3 separate regions of the Homo sapiens genome follow, and regions 2 and 3 are each linked to region 1. Evidence: chromatin contacts called from ENCODE Hi-C or POLR2A ChIA-PET data. All regions are on one chromosome and are shown on one strand. The core of a region is the stretch at or near the end of the contact, and the rest is flanking DNA. Distances in the headings are between cores, read along the strand shown.

The links. Hi-C counts contacts between places; a loop is a spot of excess contacts on that map. ChIA-PET counts read pairs that join two places held with the same protein, here RNA polymerase II (POLR2A). Pooled maps may share reads with other maps.
Region 2: a loop to region 1 is called in a map of CD8-positive, alpha-beta T cell, with 17 times the contacts of the local background. The contact joins the promoter of ZNF254 here to the promoter of POP4 in region 1. A Hi-C loop is called at or near these places in 1 of 168 maps with a recorded cell type or tissue (CD8-positive, alpha-beta T cell) and 2 of 50 pooled maps. POLR2A ChIA-PET finds 5 or more read pairs at or near these places in 1 of 52 experiments (naive thymus-derived CD8-positive, alpha-beta T cell).
Region 3: a pooled map shows a loop between it and region 1 (2.9-fold over the local background). The contact joins the promoter of ZNF43 here to the promoter of POP4 in region 1. A Hi-C loop is called at or near these places in 1 of 50 pooled maps. POLR2A ChIA-PET finds 5 or more read pairs at or near these places in 2 of 52 experiments (CD4-positive, alpha-beta T cell and WTC11).

Annotation. Positions count from the first base shown.
Region 1 is chr19:29,604,426-29,608,872 of GRCh38, forward strand. POP4 (POP4 ribonuclease P/MRP subunit) reads left to right here and starts at 1,858. Exons shown (of 7, transcript NM_006627.3): 1 at 1,858-1,900; 2 at 4,232-4,284. The coding sequence starts at 1,894. RefSeq lists an enhancer at 1,511-2,000.
Region 2 is chr19:24,085,442-24,089,945 of GRCh38, forward strand. ZNF254 (zinc finger protein 254) reads left to right here and starts at 1,746. Exons shown (of 4, transcript NM_203282.4): 1 at 1,746-1,896. The coding sequence starts at 1,867. RefSeq lists enhancers at 1,792-1,871, 1,922-1,971, 2,032-2,121.
Region 3 is chr19:21,833,448-21,837,706 of GRCh38, forward strand. ZNF43 (zinc finger protein 43) reads right to left here and starts at 2,735. Exons shown (of 4, transcript NM_003423.4): 1 at 2,589-2,735. The coding sequence starts at 2,591. RefSeq lists enhancers at 1,826-2,799, 2,329-2,418, 2,459-2,508, 2,529-2,688, 2,800-3,772.

The sequences.
Region 1 (4,447 bases), core at 608-3,107:
CAGGGATCCCAGAAGGAGTCAACTGGGAGTTAAGAGTCCTAACAACCCTAGAAAAAAACTTTCAAAGACACAGGTCTTCTCATTAATCTCCATAATCACAGAGGTCTTGCCTAAAAGGGCCCCCCTTGAGTACACAGCTCTGAAACTGGCTAACATCTTCTGCTGTCTCATTTGATTTTAAAGTTCACATTTGTGAAGGGCTCTATTGTACAACATGGTGACTATAGTTAATAACAGTGAATTTCAGTTAATAACCTGAATTTCACTGAGAGTAGGTCTGAAGTGTTCTCATCACAAAATGAGTGTATTAGCATCGCTCATAGCTCATTTAGCCATTACACAATGTATACACATTTCAAACCATATTGTATACCATAAATACATACAATTCTTATTGGTTAATTTTAAAAATAATAAAAGTTCTCTATCAGTCCCATAAATTACAATTTTCAGGCATCTGCAAAGGCAGCATGTTTTGGTTTAAATGTGGTCTTTCCAAATTTTATACGTATAAAATAAATGCATAAGTGTACTACATATGCAAAAACTAATACATAAATTTTATAAAGTCAATGCACGCGGGGTCACTGGGATGAACCAATTTCAGTGCCTGCAGTCTAATGTTTAAAATCAAAATGGTACAAGGTCACCACCAAAGAAATTGTTTAAGCCAATGTTTCTCAAACTAAAACCTTTGGACATACTCCCAGAATCCCCTGTAAAGAAATGTATACTGTACTCAAAGTTGAGAACCACTGACTTAGCATAAAGGGACCGTATTTCTTTTCTCTCCCACCCAGCACAGGCCCAGTGCTCAGCAGAAATTGGGGCTCCACAGTTCTGCCCAACACTGGGTCACTGCTGAGAAGTCTGCACCAGGCCTTCCTGCACCTTTCCACTGAGCAATGGAGTTTGTTTATTCATTTATTTATTTATATGGAATTTATTTATTTATTTTGGAGACAGGGTCTCACTCTGTCACCCAGGCTGGAGTGCAGTAGCGCAATCCAGGTTCACTGCAGCCCTAAACTCCTTGGGCTCAACTGATCCTCCCACCTCAGATACCCGAGTAGTTGGGACTACAAGCACGCACCACCACGCCTGGATAATTTTTTTTAAATGTTTTGTAGAGATGGGGTCTCCCGATGTTGCCCAGGCTGGTCTCGAACTCCTGGGCTCAAGAGATCCTCCCGCCTGCGCCTCCCACGGTGTGAGCCACCTTTGATCTTATTGCTATGATTTTTTTATTGATAAAAACTAATAAATATTCTGAGTCTCAAGAAAGCTTTCTGAAACTATCAAAGGGACCCAGGCGGCGCATCACTACCTGTGAGGCCGACCCCACTCACAGCACAGACTGCAAGTGAGGCTTACAGATGGGAAGTGCCCTAAGCGAGGTTAAACAGCTAGTTAGCAGCAGACACGGAACTAGAACCTAAGCCTGCTGTCCCAGCTTCGGTGCCCGTGCTCACAGCGGAAGCTGCCTCGGCTCATCCGTAAGGGCGCTGATTAGGGACGACAAAGACCTCACCCCACCGTCCCCGTCCCATTTCCGCCCTCCCAGATCCCCAACCTCCTTCGAGTCCTCTCCAAGTCGCCTCGCCTCGCTCCACTCCAGGCCTTAGCAAGCATTCCACATGCCTTTACCCCAACCCTACTGCCTGTCCCCCAAAAGATGCAGGCGGAAAAGACCCCAGGAAGCGAGCCCACTCCTCCCCACTGCTCAGCAACACCGCCTACGACGTTCTCAGTAGCCGAATCCCTTTCCAGGCGCATGCGCCCCCGAGGTGGGCGAGCGCCGGTGATGTCACGCATAGCGCCATCTCCGAGCTCCGAGAGTCTGCGACAGCAGCTGCCAGTGCGTCATCAGAGAGCGCCGGAAGCGGTCCGAGAATGAAGAGTAAGCGGGGCCGCGAAGTTGGAGAGGGTTGGGGACGTTAAGGGTCGGGGTCTTGGTACTGGTGGGTGAAATGGGTCCGGGCTACCTGTTGCTGCGGAGTCCTAACAGAACCGCTACAGGAATGGGCCCACCCTACCTAAGAAAAACTGAGGGCTGGAGCACGGGTTAGCCTGGCTCGACCTCTGAGCTAGGGAGGGATGTCAGGGCTGGAGGCAGGTTCTCCCGGAGGCTGCTCAGTGGTGTGCGATGCTAGAGGAGGGTTCCAGGCCTTGGCTCAACTTGGCCACTATCTCCCGGGGTGACCGCGGTCAAGATCCTGCTCCTTTCTGCGAGCTGGTTTCACACTCTTAACCTGATGCAAAGCGCCGAGAGCTGCTGGGGAATGATATCACTAACCCAAAGCTTTGGTCCTTAGGGGTAGAAGACATGTGCCAAGGAGGGGCGTGTAGACACCGTTAAGACTGGGCCTTCAATCAGAATTTTTATTTTTCATCTCTGCCACTTTCTACCTATATGATCAAGTAGATTGTCTCGGCATGTCTGAGCTTCAGTTTGCTCATGCACATAAGTGTAATGAGAAAAAATATGTGTACCTTGTAATGAGGTTTCTGGCAAGTAATGGATGTTCAGTAATTGTTAGATGTGTATTGTTGCAGAAAGACTTCCAAGTCTGTTACTAAGCACCTGTAACAGATGAAGCAAAGTTATCAGGCCCCGCAAGTTGCTCTCTACAGTTTATAATCCCCATCTTCCATTTGAGGGAGAACTAGATGCTATATATAAAACTTGCAACCACATTGGTTTGCTTGATCAAACAAACATACCTGGCTGGGTGTGGTGGGACACGCCTGTGGTCCCAGCACTTTGGGAGGCTGAGGCAGGGGGATCACTTGAGGCCAAGAGTTGAAGACCAACTTGGGCAACAACATAGCGAGACCCTGTCTCTACAAAAACTGGAAAAAAAAAAAAAGAATTAGCCAGGTGTGGTGGCACACACCTGTAGTCTCAGCTACTCAGGAGACTGAGGTGGGAGGATCACTTGAAACCAGGAGGTCGAAGTTGCAGTGAGCTATGATTGTGCCACTGCACTCCAGCCAGGGCAACAGAGCAAAACCCAGTATCAAAACAAACAAACAAACAACAAAAAAAAAAAACTTGTAACCACCTTGCATCAAACATTCTCAGGGAAGTACAAGAAAGCTGGAATTAAATTTACAGAGTATAGTGTAAATTACATTTTCTAGCTATTTAGCTCATAAACCAGGCCTTAGTAGTCCCATTCTTATTCCATTCACACCTGTACTCTGTCCCCAGTGCCATGGTTTTCTTCTTTCAAAAAATTAAGAAACAGAAGTGTGGAATTTATTTTAGAGGTTGAAACTTTATTGACCAATGTATATTTTGAGTTTAAAGGAAAAACTTGTATTTTATCAGTTCAGGACACCATCGATTATGTGACACATTATAATTTCATATTAAAATGTGAAGAATCTTTTTAAACATCTTACAGTTAACAAAACCTATTTCTAACCATCTACATCCTAGACAGCTATATCATATAACTTTTAATGAGTTACCTTGTTAGCAAGTGCTCAAGCTTCTAACTTGGGGTATTTTAAACCAATGCAACTCAAAATGTGATTCACTGACCTGCAGTAGTATCTGGGAATATGTTAAACACTCAGGATCTAGGGTAGGAGACCAATAATCTGCATTTTAATAAGATCCCAGAGATTTTTACACACGTTAAATTTTGAGAAGCATTCTTTTTAAACCATGTGCTTGGAACTTCTAGCATAGATGTGGCCAGAGGGTGGGATAAGAGGCATCCAAGAAAGCTTTGCTCTTAATACCAACCTCATCTTCTCCTATCTCTGAATAAGCAGTTGTTCTGCTATAAGTGTAGAAGTGTAGTTATTTTCTTTTCTTTTCTTTTCTTTTTTTTTTTTTTTTTTTTTTGAGACAGAGTCTCACTCTGTCACCCAGGCTGGAGTGCAATGGCACGATCTTGGCGCATTGCAGCCTCTGCCTCCCAGGTTCCAGCGATTCTCCTGCCTCAATCTCCCATGTAGCTGGGAATACAAGTGCAAGCCACCATCCCCGGCTAATTTTTGTATTTTTAGTAGAGACGGGGTTTCACCATGTTGGCCAGGCCGGTCTTGAACTCCTGACCTTGGGTCAGGATCCGCCCGCCTTGGCCTCCCAAAGTGCTAGGACTACAGGTATGAGCCACTGCGCCTAGTGGCGTAGTTATTTTCATAGTTAGAAAAGTCTTGGGTCTTACAGCCATACCCAACAAGAATTGATCATTTCTTTTTTTTAATCCCCCAGGTGTGATCTACCATGCATTGTCTCAGAAAGAGGCGAATGACTCCGATGTCCAGGTCAGTTCTTGGCAGGGAGTCCAGGAGCAACAGAGGTGATGGCAAAGATGGCTCAGTAGCTTCTGAGCCCCCAGCACTGATTGAGATGTCCTTTCCCACATCATACTCCTCATTTTTCTGGCAGACATCTAAGGCTGGATCAAAGTCTGTAGTTCTCATTACC
Region 2 (4,504 bases), core at 496-2,995, 5.5 Mb before region 1:
AGGTGTAAAACAATTTTTTTATAGAGAGTGTATAAACAAAGGCCAGGCGCAGTGGGTCACGTCTGTAATCCCAACACCCAACACTTTGGGAGGCCAAGGCAGGTGGATCATTTCGAGCTTAGGAGTTTGAGACCAGCCTGAACAGCAAGGCAAATTCCAGTCCCTACTTAAAATACAGAAATAAACCGGGCATGATGGCTTACACCTGTAGTCCCAGCTACTCCAGAGGCTGAGGCTGGAGAATCGCTTGAACTTGGGAGGCGGAGGTTGCAGTGAGCCAAGATTGCGCCACTGCACTTCAGCCTGGGCGAAAGAGCAAGCCTCTCCTGGAAATAAAAAAACAGTGTATAAACAAAAGCAAAATATGCTTTTGATGAAGAAAGTTAGAAACATTTTGTCTACTTTGAAATTATTTAAAGGTTGTTTCAAATTGAAAATATAAAAATAATGTAGATTAAAATACAACATAAAAATTTAAAAAATGGCCAGGCACGATGGCTCACGCCTGTAATCCCAGTAATTTGGGAGGCTGAGGCGGGTGGATTACCTGAGGCCAAGAGTTCGTGACCAGCCTGGCAACATAGTGAAACCCCGTCTCTACTAAAAATGCAAAAAATTAGCCAGGTTTGGTGATGCACGCCTGTAATCCCAGCTACTCGGGAGGCTGAGGCAGGAGAATCGCTTGAACCCAGGAGGCAGAGGTTGCAGTTAGCCAAGATGGCGCCACTGTACTCCAGCTTGGGCGACAGAGCTAGACTTCGTCTAGACAAAAAATAAAAAATAAAAAAAAGTATAAGAGATCATAAAATATGTATAAAAATCTAGAATGGTCAAAAAGACAAATTTGATGGACTTTATTTTTGTTATTTTATTTTATTTTTTGAGACAAAGTCTCGCTCTGTCGCCCAGGCTAGGGTGCAGTGGCAGGATCTTGACTCACTGCAACCTCAGCCCCCCGGGTTCAAGGAATTCTGCTGCCTCAGCCACCCGAGAAGCTGGGGTTATAGGCGTGCGCCACCATGCCCAGCTAATTTTTTTTTCTTTTATTTTTTTGAGACGGAATTTTACTCTTGTTGTCCAGGCTGGAGTGTAATGACGCGATCCACGCTCACTGCAGCCTCCACCTCCCAGGTTCAAGCAGTTCTCCTGCCTCAGCCTCCCGAGAAGCTGGTATTACAGGCACGTGCCACTACGCCCAGCTAATTTTGTATTTTTAGTAGAGATGAGGTTTCACCATGATAGTCAGGCTGGTCTCCAACACATGACCTAATGTGATCCGCCCGCCTTGGCCATCGAAAGTGCTGGGATTACAGGCGTGAGCCACCGCGCCCAGCTGATGGATTTACTTATAACGGTTTATCAAATTAGCTTTAGTGCTGATAATACATTATTACTAAAGTAAAAGTTGATTTTCTCTTGAACAAAAATTATATGTATTATTAATATACATAAAATATGTTTGTTCACATTTTGAATACATTGAAAAAGAGAGAGAGCAAAAAAGATATAGAATTTTCCCATGCTCTGGGGTGGGCCTGGCTCAGCTCAGGGAGGAAGCCCTGCCCGATAAGGCTGCAGCTTAGGCTGTCACTCTTTCTTCAGCCTAGGGTGTGATCACATCTTCTATCACTCAGGGTCTGAGTAGGCGGGGCCTTAAACGTTATCCAACTAGGGACGTTGGGCTGGGAACTGTCCAATCAGGCACACAGCTGGACTGGACAAAGCGGCTTCCGGGATATGGCGGGGCCTTTGTCTCTCGCTGTCGCCGGAGTCCCAGGTCTGTCTTCACTGCTCTGTGTCCTCTGCTCCTAGAGGCCCAGCCTCTGTGGCGCTGTTACCAGCAGGTATTGGAGATCCACAGCTAAGATGCCAGGACCCCCTAGAAGCCTAGAAATGGTGAGAATGCCAGTCCGACATCCCGAGAGAGGGGAGGGGGCTGGTTGGAACTGGTGGGAAGCGGCTGTGGCGGGACTCAGGCCTCCCCCCAGTCAGCTCCACAATCTGCGCCCAGCTCGACCTCAGTCCCCTTCAGAAATAAGATGGCGGCTGCGCTGACAGCCAGACCCCCAGGAGTCCTGTTTCTTCCCTGCGCAGTGACTGTGCCCTGTCCTGGAGCCCTCTCTGGGCAGCTGTGGACCCGCAGCCCCGCGTCTCTCCCAGATTGTTCAGGGACCCGGGGAGGGTCGTCAGGGGAGAATCCTGACTCGGGTTGCGGGTTCATGAACGGGAAGAGCTTTGGTCTGTGGGGTTCCCAGGCCCTCTTTTTTCCCATTAAAAATTTATGGGCGTCACTGCAAAAATATTAAATACTTTAATAAAAGAATGATTCAAAAATTGTACCACACCCAGCTGTGGTTTGTACTTTTGTGGTCCATGGAAGGGGCCTGAAGAAAAGATTGTTACAAGGTTCATGATAAAGAAAACCAAATTCAATAATTGGCTAGGTACAGCAATCTAGGTTGTCGTTTTTTTTTTTTTTTTTTCTTTTTTTTGAGACAGAGTCTCACTTTTTTGCTCAGGCTGGAGTGCAGTGGTGTGATCTCGACTCACTGCAACCTCCGCCTCTTGGGTTCAAGCGATTCTCCTGCCTCAGCCTCCCTAGTAGCTGGGACTACAGGCGCCCGCCACCACAATTTTTTTATTTTTAGTAGAGACGGGGTTTTACCATGTTGGCCAGGCTGGTCTCCAACTCCTGACCTCAGGTGATCCACCCACCTTGGCCTCCGAAAGTGCTAGGATTACAGGCGTGAGCCACCGTGCCCAGCCTCGTTTCTTAATTTTTACATTTAAGGTGGGAATATCCTGGTTATGTAATCAGAGCTTAATTGTCAGCTTATTCTTGGTTAAGCAAGAATTTTGTTTCCGCTAATGTAGTAATTTACCAAAAAATGCTCTTGAGTTTAGATTTTTTTTTTAGAAGTAGAAATCCGGGGACTAGAGCCACCTCAATCTAATTGCCTGCCACTTAATTATTTTCACACTCCACAGGGGACTGCTTTTTTCCTGAAATTTTCACATGTATCCCAAGCAGGGCCTCAAGTCCACCCCTCATCCCCTATTCCTCCAGCCTAACTCTGGCTTGCAGGAAAATACTAAATTTCCCGTTTTGTCTGACATTCCCAAATGCCAATGTCCCCTCCCTAATTCACTTTATCATCTATTTGTCCTTTAGGGTAGATTTTGATACCTGTTTTAATTTTTATTTATTTATTTATTTTAATTTTTGAGACAGAGGCTTGCTCGGTCACCCCGGATGGAGTGCAGTGGTGCAGTGGTGTGATTTAGGCTCACTGCAACCTCTGCCTTATGGGATCAAATGATTCTCTTGTCTCAGTCGCCCAAGTAGCTGGAATTATAGGCGCCCGCCCCCACGCCTGGCTAATTTTTGTATTTTTAGTAGAGACCGGGCTTCACTATGTTGTCCAGGCTGGTTTCAAACTCCTAGCCTCAAGCGATCCGCCTGCATCAGCCTCCCCAAGAGCTGGTATTACAGACGTGAGCCATCTCGCCTGGCCAATTAATCTTTTTTTTTTTTTTTTTTTTTTTTTTTTTGAGACAGAGTTTCACTCTTGTTGCCCAGGCTGGAGTGCAATGGCACGATCTCGGCTCACCGCAACCTCCGCCTCCCAGGTTTAAGCGATTCTCCTGCCTCAGCCTCCCTAGTAACTGGGATTATAGGCATGTGCCACCATGCCTGGCTAATTTTGTGTTTTTAGTAAAGACAGGGTTTCTCCATGTTGGTCAGGCTGGTCTCAAACTCCCGACCTCGGGTGATACGCCCGCCTTGGCCTCCGAAAGTGCTGGGATTACAGGCGTGAGCCACTGCACCCGGCCAATTAATCATTTTTTGACAAAGCATTTGATGGCACATTTAAAAAGGTTTGTTTTCTTTTTGTAAATATTTCCTATGAGAAGAAAGCAAAGAATAATCTCCTGACACTGTATTGTAAAATATCTCTGCGTTTTTTTTTCTTCTATCTTCCCTAGTCACAGATATCTTATCAGAATGTTTTTGGGTCAAGTTTTCCTTTTGGAAACTATAGTGTGATGTGTCTTCAGTCACCATTCGGTTTTCTTGGACCTGGGTTTCAGTACTGTATTGGGATAAACGAAGATACCCACCATGGCTATGTCTGCTTAGAGTGTCTAGTAAATATCAGCTTCTGGGTCATATTCTCTCATAGGAAAATCTGAGGTATTGAGTGTAGCGTCCCAAGTGCGCAGGTGGATGCCCTGAGTCTAAAAGGCATTTCCTAGTGCACTTTTTTTTTTAAAGCTAATTTTATGAGACATTAATATTGTCTTCACCCAACCCAGCTTTCATTTCTTAAAGACACATTGCTGGTCAGTCAATCAGATACCAGTATTGAGGAGAAAACAAATAATTTCTGCCTCCTGGTTTCCTTTAGAGAACAGAAAAATAGTAAAAAATTTCTAGAAAACAAAACAAAACAAAACAAAAACGAGGGCCAGGCATGGTGGCTCATGCCTGTAATCCCTACAC
Region 3 (4,259 bases), core at 1,485-3,984, 7.8 Mb before region 1:
TTAGTTGAGACGGGATTTCACCATGTTGGCCAGGCTGGTCTTGAACTCCTGACCTCAGGTGATTCACCCACCTCGGCCTCCCAAAGTGTTGGGATTATAGGCATGAGCCACTACACCCAGGCTGTGACACTGTAGCACACATAGCCATGGTGGTTATCTTGGTTTATCCCTAGACAGTACTGAAACCCAGGATCAGAAAAAAAAAACAAAAACAACAAAATGAAGTGTGGCTGAGGAAAAATCACCCACATTTTTCGAAAGGAAAAACTTGACCTAAAAACATTCTGAAAAAGTCTCTGGCTGGGTGTGGTGGCTCATGCCTATAATCTCAGCACTTTGGGAGGCCGAGGCAGGTGGATCTCCTGAGGTCGGCAGTTTGAGAACAGCGTGACCAACATGGGGAAACCCTGTCTCTACTAAAAATGCAAAATTAGCCAGGCGTGGTAGTGCATCCCTGTAGTCCTAGCTACTCGGGAGGCTGAGTCAGCAGAATCGCTTGAACCCAGGAGGCAGAGGTTGCAGTGAGCTGAGATGGCTCCACTGCAGTCAAGCCTAGGCAACAAGAGCTAAACTCCATCTTAAGGCGGGGCGGGGGAAAAAAAAGAGTCCTGTGCCTAGGGAAAACAAAAAGAAAAAAGAGGCCAGGCATGGTGGCGGAGGCGGGTGGATCATCTGAGGTTAGGAGTTCGAGACCAGCCTGGTCAACATGGAAAAACCTTGTCTCTAACAAAAATACAAAAATTAGCTGGGAATGGTGGTAGGTGCCGGTAGTTCCAGCTACTGGAGTGGCTGAAGCAAAAGAATCACTTGAATCAGGGAGGCAGAGGTTGCAGTGAGCAGAGATCACATCACTGCACTCCAGACTGGGCAGCAAAGCAACACTGTCTCAAAAAAAAAAAAAAAAAAGTAAAGAAAAAAAGAAAAGGAAAAGAGGCACAGAGATTTTTATTTTTTACAAACAGTGTAAGGGGATTATTTTTTGCTTTCTTTTCAATATGGAAAATATTTTCAAATAGAAAACAAAATTTAGGCCGGACTCGGTGGCTCACGCCTGTAATCCTTGCACTTTGGGAGGCCAAGGCGGGTGGATCACAAGGTCAGGAGTTCGAAACCAGCTTGGCCAACAAGGTGAAACCCTGTCTCAACTAAAAATACAAAAAAATTAACCAGGCACGGTGGCAGGTGCCTGTAATTCCAGCTACTCGGGAGGCTGAGGCAGGAGAATCGGTTGAACCCGGGAGGTTGCAATGAGCTGAGATTGCACCATTGCACTCCAGCCTGGGAAACAAAGCGAGAGGAAGGATGGAAGCAAGGATGGAAAGATGGAAGGAAGGAAGGAAGGAAGGAAAGAAAGAAGAAGGAAAGAAGAAAGGAAAATTTATTTAAGTCCATCCAATGATTTTTCAAAAAATAATTAAAATATCTGTATCAAAAATATACAGATATCTAAAATATCTTTATCTAAAACGTATCTCTGTATCTAAAATGTACACTAAAAAAAAAAAAAAAATAGCCCGGCTCGGTGGCTATTTTTAAGTGCTGTAATCCTAGCACTTTGGGAGGCTGAGGCGGGTGGATCATCTGAGCTCAGGAGTTCGAGACCACCTGGCCAATATAGTGAAATCCCGTCTTTACTAAAAATACAAAAAAAATTAGCTGGGTGTGGTGGCAGGCACCTGTAATCCCAGCTACTAAGGAGGCTGAGGCAAGAAAATCGCTTGAATCCGGGAGACGGAGGTTGCAGGGAGCCGAGATAGCACCATTGCACTCCAGCCTGGGCAGCAAAAGCGAAAGTCCATCTCAAAAAAAAAAAAAAAAAGAAAAAAAAGAAAAAATAGTTGATAACGTGAATTGCGGAGAAGAAGGTGGCATTTGGGAATGTCAGAAATAAAGGAAAATCTAGTTTAGTTTTTTTTTTTTTTTTTTTCCAGAGGGAGTTTCACTCTGTGGCCCAGGCTGGAGTGCAATGGCGCGATCTCGGCTCACTGCATCCTCCGCCTCCTGGGTTCAAGCGATTTTCCTGTCTCAGCCTCCCTAGTAGCTGCGATTACAGGCGCGCGCCACCACGCCCAGCTAATTTTTGTATTTTTAGTATAGACGGGGTTCACCATATTAGCCAGGCTGCTCTCGAACTCCTCACCTCGTCATCCACCCACCTCGACCTCCCAAAGTGCTGGGATTAAAGGCGTGACCCACCGCGCCCGGCCGACTCTCCTGTTTCTAATAGACCAAAAGAGGGACTAGAAATGCCACGGACCAAAGCTCTTCCTATTCATGAAACTGCATCACGAGTCAGGATTCTCTCCTGACGACCCTCCTGTGGCCCCTGCACAATTTGGGAGAGACGCCGCGTTGCGGCTGCAGAGCTGCCCACAGAGGGCTGCAGGCCGGGACACAGTCACTGCGCAGAGAAGAGACAGGACGCCCGGGGCTGCCTCCCAGAGCAGCCGCCATCTTATGGCTGAAGGGGATTGAGGCCGAGCTGGGCAAGAACTCCGGCACGCGCAGATTGTGGAGCTGACTGCGGGAAGGCCTGAGTCACGCCACAGCCCCTTCCCCCTCTCGGGATGTCGGACCGGCACTCTCACCATTTCTAGGCTTCCGGGGGGTCCTGGCGTCTTAGCTGTGGATCCCCCAATACCCGCAGGTCACAGAGCCACAGAGGCTGGACCTCTAGCAGCAGAGGACACAGAAGAACGAAGACGAGACGCAGAGCTCCAACTGCAGCCAGAGACAAAGGCCCCGCCACATCCCGGAAGCCGCCCTGTCCTCTCCTGCCCCGTGCCTGATTGGACGGTTTCCAGCCCAGCGTCCCTGATTGGATAACTTCTAAGGTCCTGCCCCCGCAAACCCTGAATGAAAGATGTGATCAGACGCTGGGCTGAAAGAAGAAAGAATGACAGCCTAGGCTGCCGCCTTTTCAGGCAGGGCTTCCTCCCTGAGCAGAGCAGGCCCAACCCAGAGGGTATTTGCCTTTAACCTTGTGTATAAGGTCATCTTCACTTATAAGTAATATACTATATGGATACTAAAAAATGAAAACAATTGTTTTTGAATTTCAGCTTTTATGACCTTCCTGGCTTCTGGCCCTTTGAGTAGGAAGTATTACAAACATTGAATATTTTATTATTTATCCTCTGTGGGGTTTTTCTTATTCTTGAGAGGGAGTCTCTGTTACCCAGGCTGGAGTGCAGGGTCATGACTGCAGCTCACTGCAGCCTCAGCAATCTAGGCTTGAGCAATTTACCTGTCTCAGCCTTCTGAGTAGCTGGGACCACTGGCATGTGGCCCCATGCTCAGCTAATTTGTTATCATATTTTTATTTGTAGAGATGAAGCCTCACTAGATAGCCCAGAATGGTCTCAAACTCTTGGGCTCAATGAATCCTACAAAGTCAGCCTCCCAAAGTACTGGGATTATAGGCATGAACCATCACATTCAGACTGAATTATTTTATCAAAAAATTTTTTTAAAGCATTGAGGTCCATTAATAGAATTCAAGGAAATGTTATGCACATGTTTTAAAAGCAAATTAAAAAGCATATACAAAAAGAGAACATTTTTTAAAAAACTAAATATAGGTAATGTTACCAGAAAAAGTTTAGATCTCCTGACTTTAAGTTGCAGTATGCTAATGGAATATTCTTAGTGGATAGTATTCCATTTTCATAAGAAATTCAAAACAAGATAATTTCCAGGTTTTAGAAACTGATGTAAAACATAAAAATATAGAAAATCTCTAATGTGTTCCCATGATATAGTATTACTTGAAATATAAACTGGGCAAACTCAGCAAAAGACAATTTAATCTCAAATTTCAAAATAGGTACAGAAGTTCTAATGGAATAATAAATGGAATCCAGGATTTTATTCATAAAAAGGCTAAAAAGTGACCATTCTCTGTGATTTTGAAAGTAGGAATTTGTGTAAACAGATGTGTATTTGCATCTACATTTGCCTACACTTACTTTTTTTTTTTTTTTTTTTTTTTTTTTGAGACGGAGTCTTGCTCTGTCGACCAGGCTGGAGTGCAGTGGCACAATCTCGGCTCACTGCAACCTCCGCCTCCCAGGTTCAAGCGATTCTCCTGACTCAGCCTACCAAGTAGCTGGGGATACAGGTGCATGACCCCATGCCCAGCTAATTTTTTTATGATATATTCATTTATTCAGATTACTCGATAATTAAAAATTATATTTTCTATGAATACCAGCTAATTTTTTGTATTTTTAGTAGAGACAGGGTTTCACCCTGTTAGC